Linked DNA regions of Homo sapiens: all the other regions are linked to region 3. A link is a loop called in an ENCODE intact Hi-C map of the cell type or tissue named here. Cell type or tissue: endothelial cell of umbilical vein. All regions are shown on one strand.

What was found. Hi-C counts contacts between places; a loop is a spot of excess contacts. Peaks named below come from ENCODE experiments on the same cell type or tissue, not always from the same donor. Only the 100,000 strongest peaks of a DNase experiment are listed, where the experiment ranks them.
Region 1: it touches region 3 in a loop (6-fold over the local background); 2 of 110 quality-filtered maps call a loop at or near these places.
Region 2: a loop joins it to region 3, with 6 times the contacts of the local background. A loop is called at or near these places in 3 of 110 quality-filtered maps.

The regions. Positions count from the first base shown.
Region 1 is chr5:37,735,602-37,740,601 of GRCh38, forward strand. All of the region lies in intron 17 of WDR70 (WD repeat domain 70), which reads left to right. Among named protein-coding and RNA genes, the nearest start is that of GDNF-AS1, 100 kb to the right of the region's middle. In endothelial cell of umbilical vein, no CTCF peak of the experiment used is centred here; DNase peaks (open chromatin) are centred at 2,240 and 2,660; H3K27ac peaks cover 274 bases.
Region 2 is chr5:37,719,477-37,724,476 of GRCh38, forward strand. WDR70 (WD repeat domain 70) reads left to right here. Exons shown (of 18, transcript NM_018034.4): 14 at 1,639-1,739; 15 at 3,379-3,458. Among named protein-coding and RNA genes, the nearest start is that of GDNF-AS1, 120 kb to the right of the region's middle. RefSeq lists an enhancer at 4,556-5,000. In endothelial cell of umbilical vein, a CTCF peak has its summit at 4,141; a DNase peak (open chromatin) is centred at 2,225; H3K27ac peaks cover 2,004 bases.
Region 3 is chr5:37,550,883-37,555,882 of GRCh38, forward strand. All of the region lies in intron 9 of WDR70 (WD repeat domain 70), which reads left to right. Among named protein-coding and RNA genes, the nearest start is that of WDR70, 170 kb to the left of the region's middle. RefSeq lists an enhancer at 2,305-2,599 and a silencer at 2,305-2,599. In endothelial cell of umbilical vein, a CTCF peak has its summit at 4,248 (motif pointing left); DNase peaks (open chromatin) are centred at 1,629, 2,469 and 3,399; H3K4me3 peaks cover 232 bases; H3K27ac peaks cover 2,214 bases.

The DNA of each region.
Region 1 (5,000 bases), 180 kb after region 3:
ACTGTCTGTCTGTGGCATGTAATTTGTTAGCTAGGATTGCAGTGCTATTTCTCCTGTGTTCACCTGCTAGAGTATACTGTTTACTGCCAAGTAGCAAAGTATTTGAAAGGAAGCTAATATTTAAAAGGATCTTTTCGTAAAGGTCACTGTAATTGAGAATGTGTGTCTGGTTGGTTTTTTTTCTTCACTGCAATTGACTTCTGTCAGTGATGAAATGAAGATTTATTTACCATATCTCGCTTTATCACAGAAAAGCACAATTAGACATTCCACAAATGTGCCTGCCTACACATGACATACACTCACCAATATCCACTGGTGATGATAACAAAGAGTCTTTAAAGAGTTTACATTTATAGATTATTTAAGTTTCATTCCTGGCCCTAGCAATGTAACAGCCATGAAAATTTTCAAACACAGCAGGATCACAGAGGACTCTTGTTCAGCTACACATAGGCAGATTCAGTTTCAGTTTCTTGTAAGAAGATGCTGCTGGAGGGAGAGAAAAGGAGCTGGCTGGGGAATGGGCAGGATGTAGATCCAGAAAGCTATTAGCTTACACATCAGACAAGGATAGATGTGTGTGGGAGCCTGGACCCTGGCCAGCAGCCTGACAGAATGACAGCTCTGTCAACCACGTCACTTTTCTTGCCAGATAGGCTGCCATTATTTGCTGGTTCGGTCAACTTAATTTTCAGTGTGCATATCTTGTCTGATATTGGATATATGAATATGTGTGTATGTATGTGTTAAAATATCATTCCCACCTATAAAGGATCCATTTAAAGTCATGTTGAGTTGTAGGCAATATTTAAAGAAGCCACTCTGTGAGCAAGTGAAGGTTTATGTGTTATTTGTGTCAGGAAGAATCATAAATGCACAGAGAGAAAATATATTTTTTCCAGAGTTATATTTAGGTGACTAATTGTCACTCTCCACTGTATTCCTGTGTAGAAGCCAATGTTTCTGAAAGTGGTTTTGTGAACTGCCTGCATCAGAGCGGTGTATGTAGTTTTTTTTTTTTTTCTTTTTTTTTTGCGGTGGGGGGGTTGTTTAAAAATGCAGATTTCTGGACTCCATCCTAAACCAACTCAAGGGGGCTTTGTGGGATTAGGGGTGGGAATCTGAATATTAAGAGGTGCCCTGGGTGATTGTTTTGCACACTTATGTTTGGTAATAGTAAAAAGTAATTATGGAAAACAACAAATTATTCTGTAATAGTACAAAAGTAATTATGAAAACAAGCAACAAATTATTCTTTAATAGTACAAAAGTAATTATGAAAACAAGCAACAAATTATTCTCCCTTAAGAAAATTCAAATTTACTGACTAGATTATTTCAATTATAGAAATTCATAGTGAAGAAATATTATTTGCTTAATAAAATTATTTCCTTTAAAAAGTAGCAAGCTGCTATATTGTGTTTAACATAAAAATTAATTTACCAAATATATTCTACATACTGCTTTTGGGAAATACATCTATTATATGAAGTGAGGAACACCTGATATCCAAAGCAAGGTATATAATAATAATGATACTTTTATTTTACTTATACTATGCCAGGCTTGTTTTAAAACTTTATATATATTATTAATTTAATCCTCACAGCAGCCCTGTGAGGCAAGTGTTATTATTGTCCCCATTTTACCGATAAGGAGATTGAGGCTTATAATTTGACCAAAGCCACAGAGGTAGCAGGTGGCAAAACTGGGATTTGAATGCAAGCATTCTGGCTTCAGAATCAAGCCTATAACTGTAACTAAGTACAGTGTACTGCTTTTCATCATAAAGCAACTGGTAGTAGTTATTAGAAAACTTGAGTAATAGTAAAGCTAAAAGATCATTGTATGAGCCAGCATGGTGTAACAGAGGGAACACTGGACTAAGAATCAGAAGTCCTGAGATTTAGCTTCAGCTCCGCCACCCCCTGGCGAGTTACCTTCACTGAGGCTGTTTTCCTGATCCATGAAGTTGGGCAGGGCTACACCAATGCCAAGCTTTCGTGCATGTTTTTTAATAGAAATTGTGGCACACAGTTATATATCTTATAAATGGGAACTTATTAAGAGAGTGCTTTGGTGATACCTGGGCTGTCTCAAGCCTGTGTGTTCTTCAAAGATTTTGTCTTTGTAACTTGTTTATCCATTTGGTGATAAGGTAGCTAATGGCAATTTTGTAGAATTCTGTTTCTCTTTTCCTGTCTCTTTCTTTGTTTCCTATTTTCACAGTTTCCGTAGGTCTCATGTATGTTCTTTTTTCCATCTTCACAGTCTTTGAACTCTCACACATAGCATAATGAGTCAGTATACCCTATTTATGAGCCTGAGATGTGTTTATTTTCTAAAATATTATATGTTCATTTCCTGAAGAAAATAGAAAATGCTTTATCTAGAAACATCTTGTTGCCTAGTGTGCCTAATATTTAAAAAAAAAAAAAACAAACAAAAAAACAACAACTTCGATTAGCTCTTCACCAAAAAAAGGAATCATTTCAAGTGGAATTTTTTGGTCAAGGCTTTTATTTAATCTTAATAATTCTGCAATTGTGATGACTGTGTCAGAGTTCATCTGGGCCATATTCATTCTAACAGGGTTAACAAGTGTGTCAGATTGAAAGTCATGGCTATAATTGACTTTGGCTTTGAGGTTTTCCTTCATAATAAACAATGGGCCCTGAGCCAAAAAAGCTTGTGGTTTATACTCATGTGCTGATGACTAAGTAATGCAAGTGATTTCGCCTCATACTTGCTCTGTTACCCTGGAGCTCACTTTATGCTTTTTGAAGGAATCATATCAGAGGAACATCCATAATTAAAAAGAATTTGACCTGTGGACTTTCCACTGCAGCTGAAAACATTTTGTTACAGTGAAGACGACTTCACTCTGGCCTGAGTGCTAGAGAAGGGCCGTGTAGAAGACATAGGTCAAAGCTTAATCAGAAGAGAAAGGACAGTCCTGTAATACTTTGAATCTCTCACACAAACAATGCACCCCAAAAATGCCCTTTTAGAAGATTGCAGAGGGACTCTTTATTCATTACTGGCTGCTCTACACAAAATTCCTCTGGATGGAAGCACTGAAGGTGGGACTTGCTTTCTGTTGAGTTTCTGTTATTTTTCTGTAGCATACAGTTGCTGGAAAAGACTCACTTTGTAAAAATAATCTTGAGAATCAGTTTTCCAAAAAGTATCAAGGGGAAATTTAATCAGCACAAAGTATCAGCTATCCAGAATTTATAGATTTGAGAAAGACATTTGCTTAAGCTTTTCTGTTTGCTTTATGAAATCATATTAACTATTAGCAAATGCAGAGTTACCGAAGCTAAAGCAAAATAAAACAAAAAACCTTTTAGCCTTCCCTTGTTTGCTTATTTAATGATTGGCAGCAATGACCACGTTGATGTCTAATCTGCTCTCCTTTTCTTGGTAACTCTAGTAAACAAGTTGACATTTATAATCAAGTGGAAAATGTTTACTCTTCCCCAGATGAGTTACTCAAACTGGAAAATGCAAGGTTCACATCAGCCCTCTGTAAGTTTAGGTTTTTAAATTAGTCGTCAGAAACATGGGTAAGTGTGGGCCATAAACCAGTATATGGAATAGTCTGGTTAAAGCTGACTTCGTTAAGGTAGATACTTCACTCATTCTCCAGTGAGGCTTGCTAGATCCCCATTAACCTGTTGTACACCCACAGTAATTATATATTTGGCTGAATGGAATGTTCCCCTTACCTACTTTTCCTTCGAGTCAATCCCTTTATAGGCTTTTGCTTTTGTTTTGGGCAAGGGAGATAATCTGCCATGAGGCAGTAAGCTTGAGTTGATAATTTCTTGTCTCTTGAGAAATGAGGTATAAAATTCTGAAAGAATTGTTAGCTAGAAGACACAGAATGGGTAGGTGACAGAATTGCTTTCTGGAAGTGGTGGAGTATATTTCTTGCAATTTGTTTGTGTATTTCTTATGTTGCTGTCATGTTTTTAGTGTCTATTTGATTTGTTGGGTTCTACTCTTCCTTGTGGAAGCACCCAACAGAATATTTCTTTTTCATATATATATATACTTTAAGTTCTGGGATACATGTGCAGAACATACAGGTTTGTTACATAGGTATACACGTGCCATGGTGGTTTGCTGTACCCATCAACCTGTCATCTACAATAGGTATTTCTCCTAATGCTATCCCTCCCCCAGCCCCCCATACCCCGACTGGCCCTGGTGTGTGATGTTCCCCTCCCTGTGTCCATGTGTTCTCATTCCAACAGAATATTTCTTAACATCAGTGTACAAATTCCATTTCTTCAAGCAGCCCAGAAAGGAAACCATTTTTGTGGCCAGTGACGATGTAAAATAGAGGGTTTGTTGGTTGTTATTGTTTTTATTTGTTTCCTGTTAGCTTTAAAAGTGGGAATTTGTGGACCAGCTTTTAAGTGTTTTCAAATCCATTAACATTTTATCTCTTTGTATCTGTCGTTTTACTTTTGCTTGATGTTGTTGATTTATTTTTATAGTAGTTTTCTGTGCCAAGGGCAAATTAGACCATCCCCCAGGGAAGAAATCTCCTGGTTCTAGTCCTAACATTGCTAGAGGTTGCCTAATCATCTGTTCCTCATTGTTTTGATAAAGTGGTGACTAAAGAAATCCATTTAAAATGTCCTAGATAGCTCTGAATTGAGTTTTTAAAATATTTCTCATATGTGGATTTCTAAACGTTTTCAAAAGAATAACTGCTGGAAATAAATTCAAAGATAAAAATTGCCAAAAAGAAAGAATAGCTACAATGTTTAAAGCTATGATTCTCTCACTATGCTCCTACAAAACACTGGTGTTCCTTAGGCTTGGTAGAGATGTTCAGTGTGCTAAAGTTGAATACTCTTTTTTTGAAGAACCTAGTCTTTATTCAGCAAACAACACACAGCTCTTATTAAAGGTTCTGAATTATGCTGTAAGAATGTTGGTTTTGAGGGCAGGATGGATTGGAATGAGAGAAAATTCCTTCT
Region 2 (5,000 bases), 170 kb after region 3:
GGCACCATAGATTTGAGAAAAATTGTGGAAAGCAAGCCTAAAGTTGTGAAAACCTGCCCCTTTAACTTAATTTTCCCCCCAGCTGATGGGGAAAACACAGCCATTCTGATTTGATTTTCTCTGTACAATATCCCATTCCTCTTCAGTGGTACATAGGTTAAGAACCACTCTTCTAGAGTAAGTCTGTTAAATCAGATATGAATTAAATAAAAGTCTTGTAGACTCTTTTCAGCTTTCTCCTTAGTTCCTCTGGAATCTCAGGTAAGGGTTTGCAGCCATTTACCTATTTTTTTTTGGCCTATTTTTTTGCCATTCACATGGGAGTCAGAATTTTTATTTCTTTGTTTTTTTCTTTCTTTCTTTCTTTCTTTTTTTTTTTTTTAAGAGACAGAGTCTCACTCTGTCACCCAGGCTGGAATGCAGTGGCACAATCATAGCTCACTGAAGCCTCAAACTCCTAGGCTCAAGCAATCTTCCTGCCTCAGCCTCCTGAGTAGCTCGGACTACAGGCGCGTGCCACCATGCCCAGCTGGGAATCAATGTTCTATCAAAAAGGATCTGAGAGATTTCAAGATATTCTGTCTTAACAAAAGAGTGGAATGAGTAGAGACAAGGAACCAAAGAAATTCAGCCCAAAGTAGATTTAGGAGACGTAGTCATGATTTTCATTTTACCACTAGAACTATAAAATGCTAATATCTAATCATACCCTTTTCCCCTTTAGTCCCTATATATAGTTTGACAAGTGATAGATTATTAATAAACATTGAATTAATGCTTCCACTCATATCTTGTTCTATCAGAGTGAGTTCTATAGAACCTAGTACATGGGGTTTCTGTTTACTAACATTAGCTTCATCTTTTTTCCCTTTAATTCTGTCCACGCTATCCCTCCCACCTCTGCCCTCTTACCACAGACAAAAATTAAAAACAGGTTATAGTTCTCACTGAGAACTTGTGGTTCTTTTCAGCCCCAGAGCACCACTTATTTTCCTTACCAGTAATGAATTCATAGGATCATAACTTCCAGTGAACCTTCTCTTAAACAGCTTTTCATTTAGGTTAATGTCAAGTCTTTGTATTCTGTATCTCTGTTTTACTTCTGCTGTTGTCCTGCTGTTTTATCTCATAGATAGGGAGACATTATTAAATGCCTACAAATGTGCATTGTTTCTGAAAAAGCTTTATGAGATTTGGATCTTTGTGAACTAAAAACAATAACCACCTGGTCTCAATCTGCTGTCCAGAGGGACATATTGTATGTGTGTAAGAGCATGAAATTCGCTTCAGTGGTAAGTGTAACTGAGTTATGTGGATTTAGCATTCCATGATGCCAGCCTCACGTGGTAATGGACCTGGGAAACCTAATTTTGTGGTTTCAGGGCTGTCCAGAAAGGGAGATAATGTCAGGAAGAGAACATCTTTTTTATTTTTATGGAGTATCACCCAGATAATAAGTGATGGAATGGAATTTTACTTCAGGAACACAACTTTATGGTTTAAAAGAAAATGTCTGAAAGTTAGAGGTAAACCATCAGGATGATATTTGATATAGTAGACTAGCCATCAAAGTACCAGCAGGATTGTTTCCATTTTTATCTGGCCTCTTTAGTCAACCACTGCGCTTTTCCTTTGCAGAGTGTTGTTCGCTGCCTGTGGCATCCAAAGCTGAACCAGATCATGGTTGGAACTGGAAATGGATTGGCTAAAGTCTATTACGACCCCAACAAGAGTCAGAGGTATTTCATAAGTATTGCCTGTTTTAGATGGATGACAACAACTGGGGGGAGGGATTTCCCTCCCACCCCCGCTTTTATTTATTTCCCACTTTGATGGAGATCCACCCATTTAGAAAATGCAGCTGGAACAAAGTAAAGCCTCAAACTCCTGGTATTGTGCTTTAAAAAGGATTTGAATATTGCCCTTGATCCACACTGAATTCAAAGCGAAAGTTTCCTGGGAATTTGCAGTTGTTTAGCTGAAATGTTGAGTGCAAGGGGGAAAAACGTTCTGCCCACTTTGCATACCACCCTGGACAGAGGCATTAGCAGTGATACATGTAAGAGATTTAACAAAGCAGGGAACTAACCACTTACAGGAAATGGAATCAGCTTGTCCATTTTGCTTCTTTCTTTTTTGGCTTCTAGCAGTTTGGATGTTTGGCAAGATTATTCTCTGTCCGCAGAAAGGGACAGCACAGATACGTTTCCCCTCCACCCCCATGCCCACCCAAGTTTCAAACTTAAGCATACCACTGTATTTCAAAAGTCTGAAAACGTAACTAGAGGTTCAGTCATTTCCTCAGTTATTTCCGTTTTGCTTAGGCACAAAGATGGATATGTGTCATCACCCAGAAAAGATGGTTTTGTTTCTCTCTCTTAAAGTACAGTGACTGATAAGCTTTCTTTAGAGTAAGACTTGGTTAACTAGCATTAAAATTCACATGTGAAATTTACTGGGGTCCCATATAAACCTGTTTTAAGGTCCCACATCCTTTGAGGAAAGGAAAGCCAGCCTCTATTAATGAATATTCATTGGCCATAATTTTGCTCTGAATAGAAGCAGACAGCCCCATCTTCCTTCAGAGCTTCCTGGACTAGAGTTGGAATCCTGGCCTTATACAATAAAGTATATTTATGGTATTTGAAAACAAATAGGATTTTATTTGTTTTTTAAAAAAGAAATTAAAAATGCTAATGTACTTAGGATGGGAGTCTGTTTCACTTGAGAAAATGATGAGCCTCATTTGATAGCACCCATTTAGAAGGCACTTTCTGTGGAAGCTTTGCTTTAAGAAATTTACTTATTTGTATTTGCTTCTCTTGAAAAGGATAACTCTGTACTACTAAGGAGAAGTGCAATGTTCTAAGCACATTTTTGGTTAATCCCACACATTCTTGGGCCATAGCCCCTCGGCAACACTGCCAAGCCAACTCAGTTCCAGACACTTGTACTCTTGTATTTGAAAAGTGGACATATGCCATTTGGGGTGTAGACCACCCAGGTTGCTTTAGTCTGAGACATAAACTAAAATTTTAACCCTGTGACCTTTAGAGTGAAAAGGTTGGGTAATTTTATTATTTAAGATCTTAAAATTTCACATTATTCCTATAGGTTTTGTAAACTTGTGTCCTGTTGCCCTGTTACCTCTCCAACCCTCTTGCTTGTTAATAACCACTGACTGACAGACTTGCTTTTCCATAAGTTTAAGCTTTTATCACTGAGAGCCCATCTGTTGCCATCCCTCAGAAAGTCAAGTACTTGTGTAGATGGAGTGCATGCACAGAGTATGTTCCTGAAAGTATCTCATGTTTTCAACATGAAATTTTCTGTTTCTAAGACCAAGTAAAGAAAATAATTTGCTTTTACACCCGTTAGGGGAGCAAAATTATGTGTGGTTAAAACCCAGCGGAAGGCAAAACAAGCTGAGACTCTAACTCAGGACTACATCATCACCCGTAAGTCGTTAACATGCCTCTCAATCATGCATCTCTCTTCTACTCTCATGTGGTTTTGATTGCATAGCTTTAGAGACAGAGAAAGCCCTCAGAATTCAGGCATATATTACAAAATTGCCCATTCATGTGGATAGGACTACGAGTCATGTAACAGCTAACCTCTGTGGCTTCTGTGACTCATCACAGGGACAGGGTTATTTCATGCAGCTTTCAACCCAAAAGGGAAAAGCCTGTTCGAGTCCAATACATTACTTTATAGCAGTTTTTTCAAGAGTAACAGTCTATTCCAAGTGTGAACAAGAAAGAGTGCTGGTCTTGGAATCAGGAGGCCTGGGTTTGTCCAGTTCCACCACTGAGTGGCAATGTGATGTTGAACAACTTAACTTTTAATCAGGGAAGTGTGGCGACCAGAGGAAGGGTCTCTTCCAGCTTTCTCTGAAATTCTATGACCATGTGCTAGACTGATCCACAGGAATTTGTATATAAAATTAACTACCTGGGGTATGAGTAGAAAGCTTACTAGGGCAGAGTGGTTTCTCTCACGTATGTCACACAACCTCATTAATCTGGCAGATGTGTGTTCCCAGAGCCACAATCTCAAACCTGCAACAGGTGACAGCTAGGAAAGAAATAATGGATGCTACAGCGATTATCATTAGTGGATGGCCCTGTGGACTTTATCAGTGACTCAGTCTGGAGCCCAGGGGGCGCTGTACTGCTGGGTTTTCTCACTGGTGGTGGGTCTCATATGAGACCAAGTCCCTTGGAGCTTATGACCAGTAAAGAGATCCCATGACACTTTTTGCAAGAGTAGAAGTGTTAAAGTCAGTGTCATAACTAGTCTAGCTCATGTAATTACATGCGGCCTACTTAAATTCCTCCAGTCGTTTGAAGTGAAAAGCTATTTTCCCCCTCCTAAAAATACTGTTGTGTTGTGTTGCCCAACTGAGTGACGGGTGGCTATGTTTCTCAGCTCCCCTGACTCAAGGCAGGCATGTTTTACTGGTGAGTGATATGGTCTGGCCTCAGTTGGCAGTATAGGTAGAAGGTAGGAGGGGATACTGGAAGAGGTTTTGAGGTGTTATAGACATTTTATTGATATTATAAATTCCCTTTAACCTTTCCCTTCCTTCCCCTGGTCCCCCGGGAAAAGTTTCTTTTAAAGGGGGTTTAATCTGCACGTAAGAGTCAAAAGAAACTGCTAGTACTTTTCTGGGGCAAAAAAAGGGAGTTATTTAATACTTCCCCTAATAACTCTTTCCTTTTCCCCTAGAATATTATACTGTTTTCCTTTTTAAATTCTTATAATCTTTTATATTCTGAAATTTAATTTTGACATTGAGTAAACAGTAACAGCAATTGAACGCATATTACTTTGGTTTTTATTTTCTTATTTTGCTACCATATAGCAGGAGGGATAAGGCCCCATTAAGTCCCCATGCCAAGAGATTTAGGCACCTCTTGCATTCATGGCAACCTTTATCCCAGTTTCAGTGGGATAAGTGTTCCTCCCTTCCGGTTACTCAGTGTTGTCAACTCCTC
Region 3 (5,000 bases):
CTGTTGTATGTTTTTTTGGTTTGAGGTTACTATGAGGCTTGCAGATACTATCTTGTAACCCATTATTTTAAGATGATAGCAGCTTAACGTTATTTGCATAAACAAATCAACAAACAAGCAAAAGAAAACTAGTGAAGACTGGCTGGGTGCAGTGGCTCACGCCTGTAATCCCAGCACTTTGGGAGGCGAGGCAGGTGGATCACCTGAGGTCAGGAGTTCAAGACCAGCCTGACCAACATGGAGAAACCCCATCTCTACTAAAAATACAAAAAATTAGCCAGGCATGGTGGCACATGCCTGTAGTCCCAGCTGCTCAGGAGGCCGAGGCAGGAGAATCACTTGAACCCGGGAGGCAGAGGTTGCGGTGAGCTGAGATTACACCATTGCACTCCAGCCTGGGCAACAGGAGTAAAACTTTGTTCCCCCCCTCCGCAAAAAAAAAATTACAACAACAAAAAAAACTAGTGAAGACTGTGCCTTAACATAGTCCCCTAGCTTTTTAACTTTTTGTTATTACTATTTATGTCTTATTGTGCTGTCTGTGTCTTGAAAAAGTTATTATTTTAGCTGGGCATGGTGGCTCACACCTCTAATCCTGGCACTTTGGGAGGCCGAGGCAGGTGGATCACGAGGTCAGGAGTTCAAGACCAGCCTTGCCAACATGGTGAAACCCTGTCTCTACTAAAAATACAAAAAATTAGCTGGGTGTGGTGGCACATGCCTTAGTCCTAGCTACTTGGGAGGCTGAGGCAGGAGAATCGCTCGAACCCAGGAGATGGAGGTTGCAGTGAGCTGAGACTGTGCCATTGCACTCCAGCCTGGGTGAGAAAGTGAGACTCTTTCTCAAAAAAAAAAAAAAATTATTTTTTATTGTTTCATTGTTTAGTTTTTTTTTTTTTTTTTTTTTTGAGACGGAGTCTCACTCTGTCGCCCAGGCTACAGTGCAGTGGTGCAATCTCGCTCACTGCAAACTCTGCCTCCCGGGTTCAAGTGATTCACCTGCCTCAGCCTCCCGAGTAGTTGGAATTACAGGCGCCCACCACCATGCCCGGCTAATTTTTGTATTTTCAGTAGAGATGGGGTTTCACCATGTTGGCCAGGCTGGTTTCGAACTCCTGACCTCAGGCATTCCAGCTGCTTCGACCTCCCAAAGTGCTGGTATTACAGGCATGAGCTACTGCACCCAGCCGAGCTCCATATTTTTTTTTATGTCAACCAGATAATTTATAAGATAAATATTTGTACAACTTTGTAGGTTTGTTGCAAGCTTTAAATGTGATGATGTATAGAGGGCACAGTACTTAGCACATAGTAGATACTTAATATATTTACTTCCATTCTGTTTTTTGTTTCCTTCAACCAGATGCATTTTAAATACAAAAGGCCAAGTTTGCTATTACTATCGCGCAAAGCTTGAAACATAAATTCAACATCTATCATCTACTCCTTGTCTAAGCTTAGGCAACGTATTTGTCCTTTCTGAACCAGTGTCTTTATCTGTAAAATAAGACTTAGACTACATTAATTTAATCCTGACCTTTAAAGAAATACCAGTTATCTATGTTAAGAAGAATTTTTAAACTACAAAGAAGCAAGCCAGTGGTAAACTTTCATTAGGAAGGACTTTGATTAGCAAGAGGAGTGAAAGCAGTGGATAGCATAAAAGTAGTTACCAAGAATGGTTACCTTTTGTTTGAGTGCAGGAATAAGAGGCAAAAAAGGGGTCCCACAGAAGTGAAACAGATGATAAGATGATAGATACAGGTTTGCATTTAGAGTGCCCTTTCTCCATTTGCCAGAGCTGAAAATTTTTCTTCAGTTAAACTCCACAAACATTTTTTAAAAATATCTACTATTTTGGGTCGTTCGCTACATTTGGCACCAGCCTTGAGCTGAATGCACAGAGATAAAAACAACATGGTCCTTACTCTCCAGGGTGCTTTCCTGTCTCCTGTGATCATTGACACTCATAATGCTAAGTTACAGCAATAGGATGGAAGTGGCTCATTCTGGATTGTTTCTTCAGAGTAACAAGAAGCCCTAATTGTCAAGAGACACAGATTCTATAGTCCAAGAGCAGAGTTTTCCTGTAGGTACTTTTCAGCCTGCAAGTTAGCTCAGACTCGCCTGAGAAAGTTCTCTGCAGATAAGAGGGTGCTTGAATCTTCAGTAAGTCCTATTGTCAATTTCTGGATCTTTTCTTACTTCAAAATAACCTCAGCCCCTGCTTTAATAAAAAGGACTTTAAGCCAACAGAGTAAACTTGATAGTTGGTGTGGGGGAAGAAAATAGCCCTTTCTTTATGAGTGTTGTGATCCGGGAGCTTTATATACCCTAACTTAATCTTCAAGGCATTGGTTGAAAGAAGGAAGTGACTTGCTATGTTACACATTTATTTAGGGGTGGAGTTAGGGATTGGAACTCACGTCTGGCTCCGTTATACCACATTCCTTCTCTGGCCTTCTTATCTTAAGCCCACAACCATCTGTATCCTGTTCAGAATGGATAGTTGTGTACTAAAGGCTGATCCTGTGGTAGTGCGGTGCTTTTTCAAACTGAATGTTAAGATTTTTTTGGCATCATGACCAACATTTTCTACAAAATAAAATAGAGTAGAAATTGTCAGTGTGTGTCGCAAGCAGTACTGTTTCCTGAAGTTTTTGTTTCAGGTGTGTATGTGTCTGTGCGTGCGCATGTGTGCTTGTGCATGTGCTGAGGCTGTGTAAAATGTATCTTCTATGTGCAAATCACCACCTTTATTGAGTGTGGTACGCAGTCACAAGTTCATTATTGTGTCTTTTCTCCAGATTTTGAAAACATTCTATATTTCTTTTAGCTGCAAGGAAATATAATGTAGTAGTTCTGAGGACAGGCTCTGGAGCCAGAATATCTAGGTTTGAATCCAGGCTCTGCCATTTACTAAGTGTGTGACTTTTGGCAAGTTATTTAATGTCTCCATGCCTCTATTTTGTCTTCTGTAAAATGGGATTGTGCGAGCATTAATTGAGTTCATGTACTTAAAGTGCTAAGAATAGTGTCATCACATGGTAGCACTCCATAAAAGTTAGTTGCTATTATTATTGTTAGTATTATTGAAAGGTTTATAAACATCTGTCTTAGAGGGATTATGGAATATTGTTTTAACAACAGCCTTCCACAGAGACAGTTGATCCATTTGGTTAATTAATTTGTTGCAAACTTTGCCATTGATTTAGTGCAATACTCCTTTTTTTTTTTTTTTTTTAAGTACGCTCAGGTTGTTTGTACTTAGCCAGCATTACCAAAGACAGCTACTAAGTCATGTATCTGTTAAGAGCTATTGTGGAAAATTGTGAGCCTGTCTCTGCTAGGTCTTGGCCTATAAAGAACTGGCTGGCTTTATAGGCTGATGTAATCTTGGTCATAGGCCAGCATTGCTGGCTCATAAAATATATGTGTATGTGCTGGCCTACTGTCTTACAGAGGGCTAAATAAGCATTATACTTAGGTCTGCCTGACTCAAGTTCTGTGAGATTTGGAGGAAGATGTTGCTTGGATGATCAGGGGAGGCTTCACAATGGAAATAATGTTTTAGATTGAGGTTGAAAGATGAATGGAAGTCCAGGAAAGTAGCTAAATGAAAATAATTCCAGGCATCAGTAAGATTTCATACCCAGCTGTAAATCCCAGAAGCCTTAAAGTGGTCAAAGCAAGGCAGAAATAAGCAGAAGCAGTGAACAGAATAAACTGTAGGCTGTTACCTTTTAGGCTAACAGACACACACACACACATACTCACACACGCATGCACCTGCACGCACACACACACACACACACACACACACATTTTAAATAGACAGGGTATTGCTATGTTACCCAGGCTGGAGCGCAGTGGTTATTCACAGGTGTAATCATAGTGCACTACAGCCTCAAACTCCTGGGCTTACATGACCCTCCTGCCTCAGCCTCTCGAGTATTGGGACTACAGTTATGTGCCTCTGTGTCTTAGTTACAGATTTTTACAGGAACTTAATGGAGGAAATAAAGGTTAAATATATGGTTTAAATATGTATTAGGGAATTATTTACATTTCTTTAAATTATGTTTCTTATGTAGCCAGCCATCTCTTAGAGTGAATAGTTAGCTACATTTTATTATGATTATTGATAACATGTTCTACTGTTTATAGAATTGTGTTGTGTACCTTACCTCTTCCTTTATTTAGGCCTTAGCTCCCATGAGAAGGCACCACCTAATGGCAGCTGCTAGAATTGTAGGCAACAAATGCATTGGAAAATTCACAGAAAAAATTGACAGGAAAAGCCCAACCAGTTCACAGCATAATTAGTATAACGTAGTGATATGAGGCAGTCTTTTTTCCTAGACTCTTAAAACACTTATTAATGATGTTTATTATTTATGATTTATAAGCATTAAATGAATTCTATCTTATCCCCACTTCCAACACAACATTCTCATAAACATTAAAAGAGATGAAGTTCTCAAATGCTTAGATTGATGAATGAATTTCTTAAGGTTATGAGGTAATAAGTCTATGATTTTTTTTCTGGTGCCCTTTGTATTTCCTTATATCTAAAAGCAGTATAACAACATTGCAGAAATCTTGGGCAGTTTAGTGAGGCAAGATCTCACCCCTGATTCCCATGCTCTAATAGTTCAGAACTAGTAATGTTTTGAGAGGAGGAAATATCTTAGAATGTTTTTACATGTACTTGAGCATGCTATAAGTATAGTTTACCTAAAACTTCACCTTTTCCCGCTTAACCTTATGCCAGAAGCCCCTTTCCCTGCTGTGATATAGTTCTTACTTGTGGTATAATGTTCAGTTTTTTTTGTTTTGTTTTGTTTTGTTTTTGAGATGGAGTCTTGCTCTGTTGCCCAGGCTGTAGTGCAGTAGCGTGATCTTGGCTCACTGCAACCTCCACCTCCTGGGTTCAAGCAATTCTCCTGCCTCAGCGTCCCGAGTAGCTGGGACTACAGGCATATGCCAACACGCCTGAC